Linked DNA regions of Homo sapiens: region 2 is linked to region 1. Evidence: read pairs that join two places in POLR2A ChIA-PET (ENCODE). Cell type or tissue: Caco-2. All regions are shown on one strand. Links, peaks and the distances in the headings refer to the core of each region. The heading gives the core; the rest is flanking DNA.

Region 1 (4,925 bases), core at 519-4,518:
CTTCTAAGTTTTATCCACTCTAGTGGGTATGGAGTGCTATCTTATTGTGGTTTTCATTTGCATATTCTTATAACTAATGATGTTAAGCATTTCTCAAGTATTTTATGGGTCATTTGTAAATCTCCTTTGGTGAAGTGTCTTTTCAGATCTTTGTCCAATTTATAACTTGGATTTTTTTTTTGTCTTTTCTTGATTTGTAAGATTTTTTTATGTATTCTGGATTTGTTAGATATGTGCTGTGTGTGTATGTAGCAGTGTGTGGCCTGTGGCCTATTTCATCTTCTTAATGGTATAATTTGATAAGGAGACGTGTTTAATTTTGTTTATATCAATTTATCAGTTTTTGTCTTTTATGGTTAGTGCTGGCTGATCTAATTTTCGTATGAGAGACTCTTCTTAGCTGTGAGAGACAGGAGTTCTGAGATACCAGAAAATTACCTGGAATAGTTGGGAGTGGAAGGGGCTGGTAGAACCTTCACCTTTTGAGGTCACAGCAGCCTTGCAGCTTGGTACTTGGAGAAGGCACAAGGTTAGTGAGTAATCAGGAGACCTAAACTCAAGGCCTGGCTCAGCCATTTACTACTTGAGTGACCAGTTTATTCATCTGTAAGATGGGGAGTTGTCGTTGAGCTTACCCAGCCCATATCACAATGGGCTTTGAAAAAACTGAAAGCCAAAAGGTGCTCAACAAGTGATCATGAGTATTATAATACTATAACCCCCATTATATTATAACCACCATTACATTATAACTACCATTATATTATAACCACCATTATATTGTAATATAATAACCACCACTCTTATTATCATCCACCCTACAGTGGTCCATTGTCTTGTTTGTGGTATCTAATTCCTGCTTCCCTGTTTCTTACTCCAGAACATTTCATGTTCAAAAGCATTTTTCTTGGGGAACAGGTGGGAAGGAAAGACTGCAAAACTTGAATCCATTTTTTGTCACTTGTTTGTATTTCCAGAAAAAACAACCTTGAGGTGTTTTAGTCCTATGGTGCGTGTGCTGGGCGCTGAGCTGTGCAGTGGGAGCCTCACATGAGAATCTGAGAGGTTCACAATGGATGGGGACACAGAATGAGCCCCCGAGCAGGCTGCCACGGGTGTCTAGCCTTGTGACCTCTCATGGCTGCTTTTGTGATTTTTGTTCCCCCTCTACATCCCCAATTTTTAACATACCTTTCACCAAAAAACTCATGTGATTGTAGGTAGTTTATTTTGTCAGGAGTCAGACCTTACTTTCCCACATGTTAACATGGATTCATGAATTACATACAACCAAAAGTAACTGCCATTAACCTGTGCAGTTTTATAATTGGCTTTTTAAAAATGTCGAAAATGTTATGGGTATCCTGCTCCTACCTCTGAGAAACCCGAGCAGTCTGAGACCTTGGAAGGACGGTCCCTGCTCACTGCAGTCCACGTCTTTGAGAAGAGCTACAAGAGGGCAATCTTTTTCTTTTTCCTTGCTTTAAAGTACAGTCCCTCTTAAGAGCAGAGGGGGCAGGCAGGGAGTCTCTTTATGATGCAGATTGCCGATTTGTGATGGGAATGATCTAAAGTTTTTGATAGGTGGAAAACATCCGCTCCCATGGTACCCAGCTGAGTTTAGGCCTAGAAGTGTTAAGCTGGACCATACAGGCTGCCCCTCCTCCAGCCAGACATGGGGGTTCAGCCTGATAGCCCAGGGCTCCTTGTTATTGCCCTACAGAGGAGTGTTCAAAACATAAAAGTGGTCTGAGAAAGGCAGCAATCTTGTTTTCTCATGTCTCCTTAGTTTATGGAGAAGCCAAAAAACTCCATAACAAATATTCAAATCCAGACCCTGTCTCCACCCTGAGATGGGTCCCCAGAGCCTGAGTGAGATGCGATATAATCTGGAGAGGGAGGAGATGAGGGCAGGATGAAGTGGCGTGGGAGGCGGGGTGGAAAGTGTAAGGTCCTTGCCTGGCTGTGGTATCAGCAGTGAGTCCAGCAAGCAAAGGGTGTTAAGGGAATGAACTTGATCCTTGAGGCCTCAAAGCAGGAGTGGTCTCTGTTCTCTGTGTATATCTGAGAGAGGAGTTGGGAGGTGAGGAGGCAGCAAAGATAAGAGGCCAGTGGCTGGGTGTCGTATTACAAAGCTGAGAGGAAGAAGCGAAGAAACGAAGAGCTCTCTCAAGAAAGATCAGAGAAAGCTGTGATTATGCAATATGCCCACTGCAGACAGACAGGCGGCACTGGCCCTTCATCTTTCTTAACCTCAGATTCCGAGAGAGCCTTTGTAGCCTGGTCAGTCACACACAGGCATGGGCTGGGCTGGGCTGGGGTGAACGTCAAAGCCCTGGCAGGTCTCACTCTGGATAAGAGGGTAAACCTGGGGAAAACCGAAGACATTTCCAGGTTAGGGAACTGATGCTCAGCCACAAGCCTGGTTATCAGTTTCCCACATTTAGCCCCCTTCAAGTTGCCCCCACCCTCCCAACCAAGTACCCCAGGCCTCTAAAGCTCCAGCACTGCAGATGGTAGCGTGTGCAGTGCCCCAACCTGCCACACACTTGGCAGGCCCCACCCAGACACGTGCCAACTTGAGCTTGGTAAAGAGTGAAACCGCAATCCATCCGGCAGTTGTTTTGTCTGCATGACACCAAACCAACCAGTTATTTACACTGGTGCCACACGGTAAGGAGAGCTATTTTGACTCAAACCAGCTCCTTGGACATTGTGGAGCCTGCGCTTGGTACCACATGGAAGGAAGGTAAAGACGTGTCAGAGACTTCCTCAGATTCAGGCTGAGTCAAACATCACTGCCCTGACTGAAACTGGGCACTGTTTTGGGTTGCCCCAATCTTAAGGCTCAAGCATTTTTGTTCACTGCCACAGCTCTGAGTATATGTATGGCCTCTGTGGGTGTCCCTGGGTGCCAGGAGTTACACAGAGCAGAAGGAACACCGCGCTGTGCTTGCAACTGAGAGGATTAGAAACCAAAGCAGCACAGACACAGATCCTCACCTAAGACAGCACTTGGCATTGGAGAAGGGTTGCAGGGAAGTGGGTCTCTGGGTCATAACCTGGACGTGGCTTATCCCCAGGGTGGGTTCTCAGTAAATGTCAAATCACCAGCTTCTTGCGTGGGCAAATGCCAGGAATAAATGTGGACCATGGAGAAGGCACGAGAAACATCCTGCCACTTCCTAACTGTGGAACCTTTGCTAGATGTGGCCTCTCCTGTGGTCATCTGAGGTTGGTCTGCTGATTTCTGAGGTCATGTCAAATGGCTCAGATTCTAGATAATAGACTTAATCTTTTGACAAAACCTGGAGGCAATGGAAGGGAAAGAGCTCCACAAAATACCTAAGATGTCTGATTAATTTTCCCTCACCCATGCACACCCATAGAGGGCTTTAGACTTTTGGACAGTTTTCCCATTCATCACGTTGCCTTTGAATGCTCTTGCCCTAGATATCCACAGAGCCAGCTGCCTGTCTCAGCGAGGCTTCTCTGGATACCTGCCCCCACATTTTACCAGCTCCATCTGCTCCTGCCACTTCCATCTCCCTTCCTGGTTTTATTTCTCTACTTAGCACTTACTATAATTTGATATACAAAATATTTTCTCATTTGTCACATTCATTGTCTGCTTTCCCCACTAGAGTGCAAACTCCATGAAGGTGGGGAGGTTTCCTTGTGCACTGCTTGTTCACTGCTGTACCCGGTGAGGACAGCACCTGGCACATAGCGAGTTATTAATACATACTTATCAAATGACTAAATCATTGTTTTATGTTCTTTGAGTAGATATGTTACAGATGAGGAAATTGAGGCAGAATGTATCTACGCTTATTTCCAATGACTAGGTTTGGGATAGGCTGAGAGCTGTGCTTTCTGCTGGGAAAGTGCTCTTTTCTCTTCTGAGCAACCATGTCCCTGAGAGGTGGGTCCAGTCATGGTGTCACCAGACACATACTTTGCCCTCAGATGTCAGCCTGGCTGGAGCACCATCTGGTGACCAGTGAGGAGAGCTGGGGGTCGTCAGTGGGCTGCTGAGGTGAGCGATTATGGGGAAGAACAGTTTCTAAGTGAACACAAAGGGTTGGACCAATAGTCTGGGCAAGTACCAGGGGAGCACTCAGCTTGCCAGGTCTGTGCCCAAAAGTGGAAGAGAGGCACTGAGCCAAAAGAGATGGTTAGCCTTCAGGATTGGGACTAAGAGTGGGGAGGGCTGTGGGTGGAAGCAGAAGGGCCACAGGAGGAAGGGGAATCCTCACACACTTTTTAGGCTTGGAAAGACACAACCACTTCAAGTCAGATGGGTCAGGCCTCACCTCTAGGAACCCTGATCTATTCAAGCTCTTAGTTCAGCCTCCTGAGTAGCTGGGACTATAGGTGCTTGCCACCATGCCTGGCTAATTTTTGTATTTTTTGTAGAGATGAGGTTTCGCCATGTTTGTTGCCCAGGAAGTCTCGAACTCCTAGCCTCAGGCAACCCACCTGCCTCAGCCTCCCAAAGTACTGGGATTACAGGCATCAGCCACTGCACCTGGCCGATGGTGATTACTTTCTTTCAACACTTGAAATATTTCACTCTCTTTTGCTTGCATGATTTCTGATGAGAAGTCTATTGTAATTCTTACCTTTGCTCCTCTAGGTATTTTTTTTCTTCTTTCAATATTTTCTTTTTGACTTTGATTTTCTGTGGTTTAAATATGATATGCCTAGGTGTAGATTTTTTGGTGTTTATCCTGAGCTTCCTTGCTCTGTGGTTTGGTGTGTGTCATTAATCATGAGACGTTTTCAATAATTTTTGTTTCAAATGCTTTTTTTGTTTTTCTTCTCCTTCTGGCATTTGCCTTATATATATGTTATACCTTTTGTAATTTTCCCACAGTTTTTGGATATTCTATTTTATATTTTTCACTGCTTTTTCTCTTTGC
Region 2 (4,925 bases), core at 480-4,479, 890 kb after region 1:
TGAGCTGCATGGTAAAAGGAGGCAGGTCCCAAGGCCCCTCTGTCCTGCTCTGCAGGGCTGAAGGAGGCTGGTGCATTAAAGGGTACCAACAGCTCCCTGTATCCCTGTCCAGGTGGTGTCCGAACATCAGAAGCTGCCATCCTGCCCTATGTGCCCTACCCAACCAGTCCCACCACAGGTTCCCCTCCAGCCACGCACCTGCCCATCCTGCAGCCAAGAAGGACGTCCCCGCTGGGGGCTCTCATGACAGACCCCGTCACAGGCATCAAGGTGCCCGTGCTGGCTGTGAATCTGCACCCCCAAACAAGGCAGTGGCTCACTCTTGGGAGGACATACTGCAATCCTCTCACCAAGACCTTGGCCCCTCTGGAGATGGGGGGCCCATGGAGGATCCAGTCACAGGAGGCATCTCGCCCATCCTGGGAGTCGGGTTGGATGAAAACACAGGTCTCCCGGCAGCCCTCAGCATTGTCCTCCCTCGCCCTCCTCCATGCCTGGCCTGGCCTCCCAGTCCCCTTCCTCTCAGCCCCCTACACCCTCCATGTTCTGATCTGAGCCACAAACTCCACCCACGACCCTCTTTCCACCCTTCATCCTCTCAGCCTCTTACCCCCAACCTTCCCTCTCCCCTTCCCCATCTCTACTCCAGTGCCCCTGGGGAGGGGAAGAGAAGCAAGGTACTTCTATAAAGTTAATGGACACTTTTCAACCAAAAAGGACCATTTCTCCACCTGTCACCACCATGCTCTACCCCCTGCCCCCTCCCTCTCCCCCTCCTCCTTCCCTCCCACAGCTCACTTCCACCCTTGTGCCCTAGTTCCCCTTATGCCACACCTGCCTACATCCCTGCTGGTTCCCTCTCCCACCTTGCCCCCTTGGTTTCTTTCTTCCAGCTCAGCTACTTGTACTGGGAGGGCTGCGAGATGCTTCGGGGAACCTCTTGCTGCCTGGTGACAGCTTTGTGGAGCCACTGAGCAGGAAGACAGTCCGGCTCCAGGGGGCTTCCTGACGAGAGGGCCAGACATTGCCCCATATGGGAGGGCCACAGGCCCTGCTGGACACCAATGTGCTAGTGGCCCAGAGGCAAGTGATTGCAGTGCTTCAGCCGTGCCAGGAGAGTCCAGAGTCGGGTGTACAGGAAACTCTGGAGGCTGCCATTAAGGACATGAGACAGCCACTGGCCTTGACTCTGCACCATGTCCTGCAGCAGGCTCAGAGGCTGGAGAGGCAGCTGGTGACAGCAGATGACATTGAAGCCAGTGGTGGCAGGATAGGTATGGATGAATCTGGGCCAGAGGCTCTCAGGCCCCGATATCTCGGGCCCAGAATGACCTGGTGCTTTGATGCTCCTAGGCCCATAAGCTCAGGGACAGGGCTGCAGCCCTACTGGCCATGCACATGCGTGACCAAGGGAAGAGAGAAGGAACTCCATGACTTCATACCCCGACCCCATGAGTGCTTGACTGCCTCCCTGTCTTAATTTCTTGCCAATGCCATTGAGTTATGTTATGGAGCATACATTCTCTTGTTACTTCATGGCTCATGAAACACCACCAACAGGTGCTATGATACCCATTTTAGAGTGGGAAACCTGACATTCAGAGAGTTAAATGAGTTGCCCAGCTGGGGTCCTCTAGCTGCAAAGCCTGAATCTCCTGAGTCCTCAATCCCTTCTCACCTTCATTCTGCAGCAGTCTTCCACTTCCCACGAATAAACGCAAGAAAGGAGTTCATCCCAAAACTCCACCTCCCACCGACAGCCCTGATACAAGGAAAGGCAAGGAGAAGTAGGAGTGGCATCTTCCTGGAGTTAATCTCACTCATTCTAGAAATTACCCTCTTCCCACAAATAACAACAAAACAAAAAGAACCAGGTCAGAATTGACTTGAGTTTGAAGACCTGCCCCACAATTTATTAACTCTTTGACCTTGGGCAAGTTATTAAAACTAACCCCTCCCTGCCACTGTTTTACCATCTTTTAAAAGGAAGAGTAAAATCGTGCATACTGGCCGGGCACGGTGGCTCACGCCTGTAATCCCAGCACTTTGGGAGGTCGAGGCAGGTGGATTGCTTGAGGTCAGGAGTTCGAGACCAGCTTGATCAATATGGTGAAACCCCGTCTCTACTAAAAATACAAAAAATAGCCAGACATAGTGGTGGGAGCCTGTAATCTCAGCTACTTGGGAGGCTGAGGCGGGAGAATCGCTTGAATCCAGGAGGTGGAGGTTGCAATGAGCTGAGATCACATCATTGTACTCCAGTCTGGGTGACGGTGAGATTCCGTCTCAAAAAAAAAAAAATTGTGCATACTTTATAGCTTGGGTTGTAGGACTGAGTGAAATATAACTTCTACAGAGTCCTGAGTTCAGATTCTGAGGAATGGCAGGTGCTCAAGAACACAAGCCCCCTTCTTTTAGAAGTTGTTCTCAGCTTCTCAAAAGGTCTGATGCCACTCAATTCCCACTTGCTTCTTCCAAAACAGGCCATTAGGGCATTGTCCTTTCTTCCTTTCTGAATTCAGAATGCTAAGTTGAGCCTAAAGAAAACAAATGTAGTGTTTGCAGGGAAGCCTCTCTGGTCAGGGACGTAGTACTTTGAACCTGGAAAGACTTCAGGGTGATGCTTAACCCGCAACTCCTCCTCTTCACTCCCTCTCCCCCTGGTGTTGGGAATGATGCGCTATCCTGGGACAGAGCTGTGGGCCCCAGCCCTGTATGGAATGGAGATCCCAGATCCTGAGGGCTCGGGGCTCATGGTGCCTATCCTGGGCATGGAGCATGATGAGAATTCTGGCGATGCCACACCGCTGGCAGGCTCAATGGAAGACGCTGATGGCAAAGGTAGGAGAGAACTTTGGACCTCTGAGAGCTCAGGAATGTGACTTAGCTCTGGGAGAGAAAACCCCCTAAAGCTCAGGAGGGGTACCCATGTGCCAAGGGAAGGGGTCATTCTGGTCTTCTGCTAGGGCTGCTGAGACCCAAAATTAAAGGTGCCCAAAGATTCCAAAACCCCAGGACCATAAATCATGTATGTCTCCCCTAGATTATTGGGTCCTTTCAAAGACCAGCACTTCAGAAACTCACCACCCACCCCCACGCCAGGGCTGTGGCCACCAGGAGCCCTATAATCCAGCTTAGAGCCCTTTGAAGGGCAAAAGGAGGTCAGGGGCTCTTCTGGCTTCCTTTTTGCCAGAAAAAGGACCTGCCTTCCTTCCCCATCTCTGGTTTCTAAAGCCAGTGGTGGGCTTGGCATCCCACAGGTCTAATCCCAATCTCGATTGGGGCTCAAGCCATAGACCCCTGGACTAGAAAGCCTGGTCCTGTCATTGGAGCTCAAACGGATCTCTCTGCCAGAGTGGTGGTGCCCGTTGTCCAGGTGCTGGAGGCTTTACCTCGGGGAGTGAGAGACCCTGGTCTGGTATGTAGGGGGGTTTATTGTATTCATTTATTCATTCATTCATTCACTCAGCAACTACATATTGAGAGCTGTGTTCCAGGCAACATGTTAGGCATTGAGATACAAGGACAACTAGATAGGGCTCCCAAGGAACTGGCTGGCCATGGGTCCCAAACAGTGGGTGGTTCACAAGGGTGTTAAGAAAGCTCAGGGGAGGGCATCTCAACACACACAGGAGAGCTCAAGGCTTCCCAAATGAGGTAATGCACGCAGCAGAGAGACAGCAGAGAAAGTCACTCCAGCCTCGGGGAAAGCAAATGCAAAGGCAGCAAGTATGAGAAATGTATCTTCTATCATGAAAGCCACGGGGAGCTGCTGAAGGGTTCTCAGACATGGGATATAATCAAATATAAATGCAAGACTTTAAATTTTTGAAAATATGAAACAATACAAAACATAAGTTACTCATACAATTTTAAAGTATGTCAATGAAGAAGCAAAAGCTTTCCTGCCCATTCCTCTCCCTCCACCCACAGTCAACACCCCCATGGCATCCCCATCCAGGCACTCTTTACCTCTCCCCCTGTCTCTCCCACCAAACCCAGCCACTTCACAAGTTGGCACACCTCCTCCCATTTATTTTTATGTTTATGTATGTGTAGGTACAGTCAGCGTTCTAGAAAGCTCTCCCTGGCAGCTGTGCGGAGGATGGATGGGAGTGGGGCCAGACTAGCAGAGGAAGCCCCGTCAGGAGGTTATTGCGGTAATTCAGCCATTGGCAGATCTCCACCACAATGAAAATGATTTAGGGCCCCCATACATTCTCAGTCTGGTTACGTTTCAGAAACTGTGATAAAAGGTATGTGATAAATAAAAGGTTCTTGTTAGAAGCCAAGAAATTTCAATTCTAGCCCTGACACCACTGTTTCACAGGTCAGTATGTCTTCACGATATGAGGAGGGTGAGAACAATTTCCTGCCGCCACGTGCCTGTCTCCTCTGGACTTCCCAAGAGAGGAGTGGGGGCAGGAGGCATGGGGGACTCTGGAGCAGGTGTCACCAGGAGGGAGGGAGGAACCAGGGAGCTTGAAGAAAATGTATGGTTATTTTTCTAGCTAAAACCACGTTGTTGGAAGGCAGAGGTGGGAGGATCACCTGAGGTCAGGAGGTCAAGACCAGCCTGGCCAACACGGTGAAACCCCGTCTCTACAAAAATATTAGCCGGGTGTGGTGGCAGTCACCTTTAATCCCAGCTACTTGGGGGGCTGAGTCAGGAGAATTGCTTGAACCTGGGAGGCAGAGGTTGCAGTGAGCCGAGATTGCGCCATTGCCCTCCAGCCTCAGCAACAACATGAGACTCCGTCTCAAAAATAAATAAATTAATTAATTAAATAAAACCAAGTTGATGGCCTCACCAAGTTTAGTCATAGATACCCAAGGTCAGGGAGGGCCATTACCCTGTGAAACTTTGGGGATCTACGGCTGGACCACGTGGGGCCATGAGCAGAAAAAGCCAGTAAGCCCTAAAC

What was found. Peaks named below come from ENCODE experiments on the same cell type or tissue, not always from the same donor. Only the 100,000 strongest peaks of a DNase experiment are listed, where the experiment ranks them.
Region 2: POLR2A ChIA-PET joins it to region 1 with 6 read pairs; 1 of 35 experiments calls an interaction of 5 or more read pairs at or near these places.

The regions. Positions count from the first base shown.
Region 1 is chr11:110,563,300-110,568,224 of GRCh38, forward strand. No RefSeq gene overlaps it. Among named protein-coding and RNA genes, the nearest start is that of FDX1, 140 kb to the left of the region's middle. RefSeq lists an enhancer at 1,291-2,142. In Caco-2, for the core only: no CTCF peak of the experiment used is centred there; a DNase peak (open chromatin) is centred at 2,192.
Region 2 is chr11:111,456,952-111,461,876 of GRCh38, forward strand. It overlaps a transcript of BTG4 not described here. Among named protein-coding and RNA genes, the nearest start is that of MIR34BHG, 51 kb to the right of the region's middle. In Caco-2, for the core only: a CTCF peak has its summit at 2,700 (motif pointing left); DNase peaks (open chromatin) are centred at 1,046 and 2,690.